4 separate regions of the Homo sapiens genome follow, and all the other regions are linked to region 3. A link is a loop called in an ENCODE intact Hi-C map of the cell type or tissue named here. Cell type or tissue: endothelial cell of umbilical vein. All regions are shown on one strand.

Region 1 (2,500 bases), 120 kb before region 3:
ATGCACAATGGCCAAACACTGGCAAGAGTCACCTATCTCTGGGTGGCAGGGATATGTCTGTGATATACTGATGACAGGCTCAAGCGATAACTACAGTCAACATCTGTACTGTTTATAACAAAACTCCCACCTGTGGACTGCTAGTTTAACACACACACACACACACACACACACACACACACACACACACAGAGAGAGTCATAAAGCAGTTCTTCTGGAGGCTTTGTGTGGTTTGAGTCCTTGTTGTACTTCACAGGACATATCTCCAAAGGTATTGATCACAATGCCTTATTTCATGTAGCATGTAACCTGTGTGCTCTGTAGGATGTGAATGATGAGACTATAGAAAAAGCCGTAGGGCTGACATTTTTTCTCTCTTTTATTCATCTTCCTACCACTCAGTATTTGTATTCTGAGACCTGTATTCCCTCTATATCTGATTCTCTCTTGCACTCCCCTCTGTAATTCTCTTTTCTATTTGCCTACTAACAGAATCTGCTTTCAGGGAAAGCCTTCTATTAGTGATGAGATAAATGTAATTTCCTCCACAATCTGGATTAAAACTATCTTTCTAGCCTTTTCTCTCATTCTGCTGCCCCATGTAAATCCTTCATTCTAGCCAAAATATCCCCTTCCTATCTTCACCTATTTCTGCTGATCCTTTCACTCATGCCATGTTTTCCCATAGGGGATTCCCTCCTCATGGTCCATGTATGTGATGTTACCTTTTGCAGAGCAGCTCTGAAGCATGTCCTCCATGAAGTCTTCCCTCATTGTCATAGTGACATCTGTTTTCCCTTTCTCAACTATTATAGGAGTCATTTGAACCACCCCTTTGCCTCCTGAGACTCATAGCTAATTTTTGACTAATGCTTGTGCCTGATTTACAACACCCTCCTTCTAACCCCTGTACCCTAAACACACACAAGCCTCACTTCTCCTCTGTTCATCTAGTTTTTACGTCCTTTGAAGACAGGAATGGTGTCATCTTTGTCTTCTCCGCTGCTCTCAGCATACTGTATTCTTTGTACCTTAGTCCTTGTTCTGGAGAGAATAAGCCAGGTGGCAAGGACTAAGCACCTCTAGAATAGGCCACAGCATGTGTGGAGGCCAAGGCCCTCAAGGGGGCAGTAAAGAACCAGTTGTTTAGAGTTTATCGGCAGAAGTAATTAATATTTGGTCCTTGAGGATTTATCAGATGGTCCTAGGAGTAAGTTAAACATAGAAAGTGGGAAGGAAACAAATGGAAATTGTTTGGAATTTAGTCTGAATGGGATCAGGAACCTGAAACAGAAACCAGTCACATGATGATTCAAATGGGGCAAAACCCAGGAAGTCCCTGCAAGGAGAGGCATGAAGGTCCCCAAACACATGTGTAAGAGCTAGAATTCAGATGGTCAAGAGGCAAAGTCTAGGCCAGTCGTTCATGATTTTTTTTTCAATTAAACAGTGAATTAATTTTATTTATTTATTTTTAATTTTCTCATTTTTTTCCTACCTTATTTTTTAATTGAAAACTTGGAAATGTTACAAATATTTTAAATGCTACAAAGTATAATACCTCTACAGAGTGAAAATGTTGATAAGTCTCAATGGAAGATTTTATCTTTGTCATTTTTTAAGAATCATGTTTTTCTGACTCTCTACTTTCTTGCAGTTACTTTATTCAAGTTCATGTTTTGACCAAAAAAAAAAGAAGAGCTAGGTTCAGTGATTGGTAAACCAAGATATAAGACTCAGCAGAAGGGGCAGGAAACCAAGTGTGGTCTGGGTCAAATTACTCTAAAACTTGGCTGGACTTTAAAACATTAAATTGCAATTTATTTATAAATGTAAGACAAAATCTTAAATAAAATATTACCAAATAGAATTCAACATTACCTTTTAAAAAATGATAGTACATCATTTTTTTAATGTGACTTATTTCAGAAATATATAAATGTAGTTCAATATTAAGAAATATATTTATCACAAGCAGAAATATGATATACAAGAAGAAAAAATATGCATTCTTTTTATAGATTAAAAAATGCCTTTAAACAAAGTCCAATATTCATTCTTGATGAGAACACTTAATAAAACGGACAATTTCTTAACATATTAATATTTTATACAGGGAGTATTATTCAATGCTATTTAGACAATAGAATTAATTAGTCACGAAATTTGAAATGATAAAGTTATTACTATTTCTAGATATTTGGATTACAAAACTGACAATCTTGAGATTCAACAAAAAAGTACTACAAGTGATGAGTCTTCAATAACAAATTGTGGTGTAAAATTAATATGCATAAAGTAATGTCCTTCAGAAACCCAAGCGATAAATAACTGAAAAATCCAAAAAAAGAATATACCACCTACAATGGCAACAAGATGATAAAACACTTAGGAACACATTTAACAATAAATGAATACAATTTTATGAGAAGTACATTAAAACATTCCTGAAGAACACACATACACATGCACAAAAACACAAGATTTTTAGGACATTAAC
Region 2 (2,500 bases), 270 kb before region 3:
GCTATAGCTAAGAAGGGCAACAAAACTGTAACCCTGATCAGAACCTTTACTGGAAAGTACACATAAACATGTGCAAATCTCCTTTCAAATAATGAAATAATGGCAAGTACAAGGAGTTGAGGTTAGGTTTAGTGGCTACTACTAGAAACTCCTTGGGCAACCTTGATTTCTGCAATTCAAGAAACTTATGATATTGTTGGATAGGGTCAAGAAAAGTGACAATTACAATTATCTCTTTGATTCAAGACAGTGTGCCTGAAGGGGTTGTTCAATGAAGACTGACTTCAAATATTAGGGTCTTTAGTGAAGAGAGTTGAGAGGAACCAAGAAAGACTAGGAAATATAAATAAAGCCAAAATAATGATAACAGAAAAAGGAAATGAAAATATATTAAGCACTAATGCTAAGCTAGTTGCTTATATAATCAAATTTAATATTCACAACAGCTTCATAAGCCAAGACACTATTATTGTCATTTCACAGAGGAAGACATTGGGACTAAGAAATGGTAAGCAATTTCCTAGACTCACACCCCAGATCTGACTTCAGAGCCTCTGTTCATTCCATTTTTAATGATTGATTCATCAAATCTTGTTATATCTGAACTAGTATATTTGCAGGACACCTTAAAATGAAGGAGAAATAAGTTTAGGACAAATAGATTAGAACTACTTCTAATGGCTATTAGTGTGATATGACTTGTGATGTAAATGAGCCAAAGATAATGCTATAGTTTGAATGTGTCCTCCAATTTCATGTGCTGGAAACTTAATCCCTAGTGCAACAGTTTTTAGAGGTGGCACCTTTAAGAGGTGATTAGGTTATGAAGGCTTTGCCCTCATGAGTGGATTAATGCTGTTATTTGGTTGGTTATCAAGGGGGTGTGTTCCTAATAAAAGGATGAGTTTGGCTTCCTTCTTTCTCTCTCTCTCTCTCACCATGTTATGACACAGCAACGAGGCTCTCACTATATGTGGACCCTCAATCGTGAACTTCCCAGCCTCCAGAATAATGAGGCAAATACATTTCTGTTCATTATAAATCACCCAGTCTGTAGTATTTTGTTATAGCAGCACAAATAGACTAAGACAGATAGCTTCTGTATATTGATCACTTGGCTATTTAATATTTCTTTAGTGCAGGCTGAGCAGCAGAGCAAATTCTAATATTTACACATCCAACTGTTTGAAACAAACACCAAATAGCACATTTTTAGCCATTTAGAGCCTGCCTGTTTCGAATATTCTGTGAAACTGTGCCCAATGTCTGCTAGCAAATTGTAAGATAAGCCTGGAGCCATAAAGACCGTAAGCTACAGTCCCTTTGGAACTCTGTATTTGGAGAGTCCCTGTTGTGCTGCTGACATTGCCTAGACACATAACCACCTATTTAATTTCCCTCTTCCTCTAGAGTTCCCTTGCTCTCCTCCCTTTGTGAGTAGTTATCAAGCTGTAGCCTCCAGATAGACTCCTGCTGTGAGGGACTTCCTCACCATGTAAATCCGTCAAAGTGAAGTGCTGCTCAGTAAAGATGTGTGTGCTACTGCCACCTCGTGGTCACATGTTTTTTCTTGATCAGCCCAGCCCGCAGATTTCTAGAACCCCCTACGTGAATGAAAATGTTTTTTAAAAAATGTCTTGATCTTGATTGATATCTGAGCCACTCCTGATTATTGGGGAAACTACACCATTTGGGAAGCTCCTTTATCTTAAGGAATTGATGTCAAGAAGACTAATCATACTCAAAAGCAGCTTTTAAAAAATAAAGTAAAATAGGTTACTTAAAGTTAAGCCTTCTCAGAAACTTTAATATGTGTATCCTTTCCATGGCTCTCAAAAGACCTCTAAACATTGACCTAAAGTATGTTTAATAAGAAATTATCTCTTATTATTATCAGAAAGTGGGTCTTAGTGTTGGAGACCAGAATATGCCACCCCAAAATATGCTTCTTTGGCTTAAGAATTATTTTGAGTTAATTCTTTGGAGAAACTATAGACACAGGAGAAGCTTAAAAACAGAGCAGAAGTTACCATTTGTAAGAGAAATTTACATCTATAAGGGAAATCTCCATTTGTAAGGGAGTTTCCTCTTTGCACTAGCAAGAGAAAGATGGCTCTAAATCACTAGACATTCTTACCTATGAAGAAGGCACTGACTTAAATCTGCCCAATGTAATAAATAAAGTTTCAGTGCCACAAAAGAAATGCACTCAAATATAAAATTTTCTTTTTAATTCTCAGCAAGGCAATGTGCTTCTATAGAAGGGTGCGCCCTTACAGATGGAGCAATGGTGAGCGCACACTTGGACAAGGGAGGGGAAGGGGTTCTTATCCCTGACACACATGGCCCCTGCTGCTGTGTTGTTCCTCTATTGGCTAGGGTTAGACCGCAGAGGCTAAACTAATTCCGACTGGCTAATTTAAAGAGAGTGACTGGGTAAGTTGTTTGGCGGGAAAAATGGTTATGGCAGAGCAGGAAATCAGAATGAGTCTGGGCGGAG
Region 3 (2,500 bases):
GCGAGAGACAGATAGATGGATGATAGATAGATAGATAGATAGATAGATAGATAGATAGACAGATAGATAGATGATTGATTGACACATGATACATAGAATGGCCAGATGCATACATATAAACATACATCTATGTATCAAGCATATATACATTTGATATATATGGATAATTGGTACTGTTGTCACTGAACAATAATATCTTCCAACTGTATCCACCAACATAACTTGAGAGGTTATTTTTATAATTTGGATAATTGGATATAGTTTTATAATTGGATCAGATTGTCTGACACAGATGATTTCCTGAGAGGCCACCACCCTATCTCCTGGAATAAGAACCTCCACAGAGATATTGGTGAGCCTGTATTGCAGATTTCCTCTCCTGAAAAAAACCTAAAAGCTCAAGTGTGTAGGGCCAAGAGCCACAAAATTACTAGGCTGTGGCCAACAAACCACTTTTGCAATACCCAGACACTAGGTTCAGTCAACATTCTTTCTCATCAGGAGCACTAATAGTGTAATTTGTGACTTAAAAGAAAGTGAATTCTCTGAGTCAGTGACTATTACCTAATTGCTTGAAGGATTTTTTCCAGACAGGTGGTCTGGAAACCTTTTACCTATTACCTTCCATCCCTGAACCATTTCAATCTTCTGCCTCCTGGATATCTTGGAGAAAATGAACCAACACAACACAGCTTTCAGTTTTTAGAGCATTTCCCCCATACAGAACATTGTCTTACTTGATCTTCCCGATGACCTCAACAACAGGAAAGGCAGGTCCTTTCATTTCCATTTATAAGACGCACAGACCCAGGATTATCTAGCCACAGGAAGCAGGACTCCAGATTTCAAGTCCAGCATCTCAACGTGACAACCTTGGTAACTCTGCATGAACGGACTGGATAGTAAAGTGGAATTATTACTGAGAACTGCAATGAATAAAATCTTTTGCATTTTTTGCCTACGTTTCACAGAGGGTGATATTTTTCTGAGGCAATTAAATTTATACCACGGCCACAATACTGAAACGTTCTGACCAACAAAGTCATGCTCCTGCATCTACACAGCAGATAACTGCAGAAACGGCTTCCTTTCTTCCTTGTAAAATTGCCTGAAAACAGCTCCCCCTTGCTGTCCGTCGAGGCATATCTTCACCAACGTTAAAACAGAGCTGAGGGAGATCGCATTTCTGCCTCCCTCCCGCCCTGCAGAGGGGCTCCAGCTGTTCAGAGTAACGGATTACTAGGTAGGTGGTTGTTTCCCCTCCTTCCCAGGGCCTCTTTCCTCTCTTTGAGATTGCCTCTTTCTTACTCCTGAGCACAGGAGCCGGGCGGGTTTTCTGTCCCTTGCCCTGGACAGCACTGCCTGGATGGCCGCTGTCCGGCAGCTGCTCTTTGTCCACCCAAAAAGATGTCCCCACGACTCAGTAGTAACCAGACGGTCCCCACGGACCACTGCGGCCAAATTTCCGCCATCCCCGCTGTGGGAATCAGGCTTTTCCCGCAGAAAACCCCAGGAATCTAGAGAAAACTCCTTAAGTCCCTAGTCTCCATAGAGAAAACCAGGAGACACTCCCCCCAAACCCCGCTGTGAATACAGGCACAGCAGCCACTGGGGCTGCAAAGTGATGAGTGCGTTCTTCCCGTCGCAAACATAGGGTAATAAATAGCATGCATCAAAGACGTTACTAGGAAGAGATAGCTCTTTAAGTCACGAGCGGGGAGAAATGTTTGCCCCGGGAAAATTTGCCTGGGGAATAAAATTTGCCAGACTGCTGCACGGGTGAGCTCGGTGAGAAGGAAGAAACCCGGACTGGAGGAGGTGAGGTCGAGAGCCAGGTTCAGGTGCAGGAGCTAGATGCGTGGACGCCGGTGCGTGGACTGGAGGTTTCCAGGTACCGCGCTTAGCGTGCCTGTTGAAGTCAAATGCATGGTTAAGGAGGCTAGCGAGGAAGGCTAGTGAGGGAAGCTTGTGGAAACGGCTACGAGCCCAGAAAAGGCATGACTCGTCCAGTTGTCCAAGTTTTTGGAAGGGAAAAGCGGGAAAGCGCCACGATCCCACCTACTGTGAGGAGGAATCTGCGAGTCTCCCAGCTCCACCCCCTCCACAGTGATGCAGAGGACAAACACCGACGTAGGGAGAGGAAAAAATAAAACTCCAGGGAGCGGGGAGTAGGCAACCAGCAGTCTTCCGGCAATAGGGCGGGAGGGAGCGCGTCCCAAGGAAACAAGCACCGCATAAATACTTGAGTTGGGAACCCAGTGCTTCCGGAAGCTCGGAGCTCACCTTCCCGACCTCGCCGAAGTTGAAAAAAGGCAGAGCAGGGAGAGGGGCCAGCTCACCCTGCTGAGAGCTGCTCAGTGGGCAGGCGGGACGCTGCTCCGGGAGACGCCCACTGGAGGGATCGCAGAGCCCGGCAAGCTGCGAGCGCGCCAAAGACCCTGCGCTTCGGACGAGGAGCCCAAGTCCTCCGAGACGGGGAGGGAGCGGCCCGCGAGGGCTG
Region 4 (2,500 bases), 650 kb before region 3:
AGCTGGAGAAAGACTATATCTTTTTTTTTTTTTTTTTTTTTTTTTTTTTTGGTGAGACAGTCTCATCTCACTCTGTTGCCCAGGCTAGAGTGCAGTGGTACAATCTCAGCTCAATCTCCTGGGCTTAAGTGATCCTCCCACCTCAACCTCATGAGTAGCTAGGACTAGAGGCGCCATACAGGAGTCCATGTCACCATGCCCGGATAATTTTTGATTTTTTTTTTTTTTAGAGATAGGGTTTTGCCATGTTGCCCAGGATGCTCTTGAACTCCTGGACTCGAGCAATCTGCCTAGTTGGCCTCCCAAAGTGCTGGGATTACAGGCAGTAAGCCACTGCGCCTGGCCTAAAAGACTGTATCTTGAGAAACCTTAGCTATCATTTAATTAATCCCTCCTTTTATAGAAGAGATTTGTATAAATTCAGCCAGTCTCAAACACAATGGTACGGTATATTCCTGATATAATAATATTGCCTTTTTTTACTATATATAGATACTATCATTGTTTTTAAAAAAATCTATCTGCCATTTCTCTGCTAAATATATTTTTATGGCACTCCTAATAAGCTTGAAAAATCCATTCTATGCCTTGGGGTTTTAAAAGAAAAAAAGTAACTCATCTCCTCATTAAAGAATAAAATACTCTTAAAAACATCATAATTGTTATTGAAGGATGCGACCACACCCTGTTTTTATCTCTGAGAAAGACTGTACCTGGCCTCAATAATCCCAGAAGAACTAAATTTATTACAATTTTGAATAAGTCTTCCTGGTTCAGAAATTCAGGTGTTAGGGCCTAAAAATGTTTAATCATATTTTGTACTTACGTTGCTACTCCTAAAGGCCACTGAAAAACATCCACGTCATTAATCCAGGGGCTGTCATATATTATGAAAAGCAGCTCCACGAAGCCTCCATTTCTTTTGAGGAATGGGTTTATCCACTCATTATCACAATGTTCATTTCCGAGCAAAACAACAGCAAGATGCTGGAGTTTTTGAATTTGCACTAAATTTTGTGCATAAAGTAACCACTGGGTGGCATAAAAGATCTTTGCTTTTTCTCTTCCATTTAAAATGAGTACCACATTATTCACATCAACGGAGAAGTACCCTGGTATTACAGCTGGACCAGTGATGAAGCTGTTAAAAACAACACAACAAAAACAAGAGACAAACAAAGCCTGAACAAAGGTATGTGGTATCAGAAATTCATCATTTTATACAAAATCTACAATGAGATTTAATCCACATTCTATCTAGAAGTAAAATTTCTATAATACAATCTTTTGAACAAGTTTGAATGATGGGGCATAGCTGTAGATTAATGGTAAGCTTTGGCTGTAGGCAGATCAATTTGCATATGATAATACAAAATGTGATAGTTTTGTGTTTTTTTGTTTTTTTTTTGAGGCAGGGTCTCAACTCTTGTGGCCCAGGCTGGAGTGCAGTGGTGCAATCTTGGCTCACTGCAGCCTCAACTTCCCTGGCTCAGGTGATCCTCCCACCTCAGCCTCCCGAGTAGCTGGGACTACGGGTGTGCACCACTACACACAGGTAATTTTTCGTATTTTTTTGTAGAGATGGGGTTTCACCATGTTGCCCATGCTGGTCTTGAACTCCTTGGCTGAAGCAATCCACCTACCTCAGTCTCCCAAAGTACTGGGATTACAGGCATGAACCACCATGCCTGACCTTTTTTTCTGTTGTTGTTTTAACCACACTGAAAATAAATGCTGGCTAGAATTTAAACTCTTAAGCAAAGAAATATAATTGAATAGCATGGAACTCTGTAAAATAATGGTTTAGTTCAAACCAGAAAGGCATTTAAAGTCAGTAGTTCTCAACCCTTTTATGGTGTGAGCTGCTATTACACTCTTCATCTGACTCAATGGATGAGAAAGTGCTGACAAATTAAGAAACGAAGAATGGCATTATAAACATTCCATGAATGTTATATCTCAAAAATATAATGTTAAAAAAAGCAAGGATTAGGACACTCACAAAATATACATAAACTTGAAAGTACAGTCATAAAAATTATTTACACATATATATTTAGGATCAGTATAAATATAAAAATTTGAATGGGAGGATCCACATCAAATTTATGATAGCAATTGTATCTGAGGAGGAAGGAAGATGAAAGGGACTAGAAAACAGTACAAAGGGAGCTTTACCCTTATTGAAAGTATTTAATTTTTTTAACAGGAAAATTAAATATCTGAAGCAAATATGACAGAGAGCTGAAATTTGTTAGTTTTGAATGGTGAGTAAATGGGAATGTGTTGTATTACCATTTTTTTTTTTTTTGAGACAGAGTCTCAGTCTGTTGCTCAGGCTGGAGTGCTGTGGCATGATCTCAGCTCACAGCAGCCTCTGCCTCCTGGGTTCAAGCAATTCTTGTGCCTCAGCTCCTGAGTAGCTGGGACTGCAGGTGCGTGCCACCATGCCCAACTAATTTTTGTATTTTTAGTAGAGACAGGGTTTTTGCCATGTTGG

What was found. Hi-C counts contacts between places; a loop is a spot of excess contacts. Peaks named below come from ENCODE experiments on the same cell type or tissue, not always from the same donor. Only the 100,000 strongest peaks of a DNase experiment are listed, where the experiment ranks them.
Region 1: a loop joins it to region 3, with 6 times the contacts of the local background. A loop is called at or near these places in 11 of 110 quality-filtered maps.
Region 2: a loop joins it to region 3, with 3 times the contacts of the local background. A loop is called at or near these places in 2 of 110 quality-filtered maps.
Region 4: it touches region 3 in a loop (12-fold over the local background); 2 of 110 quality-filtered maps call a loop at or near these places.

Annotation. Positions count from the first base shown.
Region 1 is chr12:63,275,556-63,278,055 of GRCh38, reverse strand. No RefSeq gene overlaps it. Among named protein-coding and RNA genes, the nearest start is that of LINC03056, 97 kb to the left of the region's middle. In endothelial cell of umbilical vein, a CTCF peak has its summit at 1,121 (motif pointing right); a DNase peak (open chromatin) is centred at 1,125.
Region 2 is chr12:63,419,361-63,421,860 of GRCh38, reverse strand. No RefSeq gene overlaps it. Among named protein-coding and RNA genes, the nearest start is that of LINC03056, 47 kb to the right of the region's middle. RefSeq lists silencers at 1,464-1,523, 1,584-1,633 and an enhancer at 2,158-2,500. In endothelial cell of umbilical vein, a CTCF peak has its summit at 1,534 (motif pointing left); a DNase peak (open chromatin) is centred at 1,540; H3K27me3 peaks cover 274 bases.
Region 3 is chr12:63,150,876-63,153,375 of GRCh38, reverse strand. It overlaps AVPR1A (arginine vasopressin receptor 1A), which reads left to right and starts at 2,175. Exons shown (of 2, transcript NM_000706.5): 1 at 2,175-2,500. In endothelial cell of umbilical vein, a CTCF peak has its summit at 1,138; a DNase peak (open chromatin) is centred at 1,145; H3K27me3 peaks cover 1,556 bases.
Region 4 is chr12:63,800,732-63,803,231 of GRCh38, reverse strand. It overlaps RXYLT1 (ribitol xylosyltransferase 1), which reads right to left. Exons shown (of 6, transcript NM_014254.3): 4 at 827-1,141. Among named protein-coding and RNA genes, the nearest start is that of RXYLT1-AS1, 20 kb to the left of the region's middle. In endothelial cell of umbilical vein, a CTCF peak has its summit at 1,033 (motif pointing right); no DNase peak of the experiment used is centred here.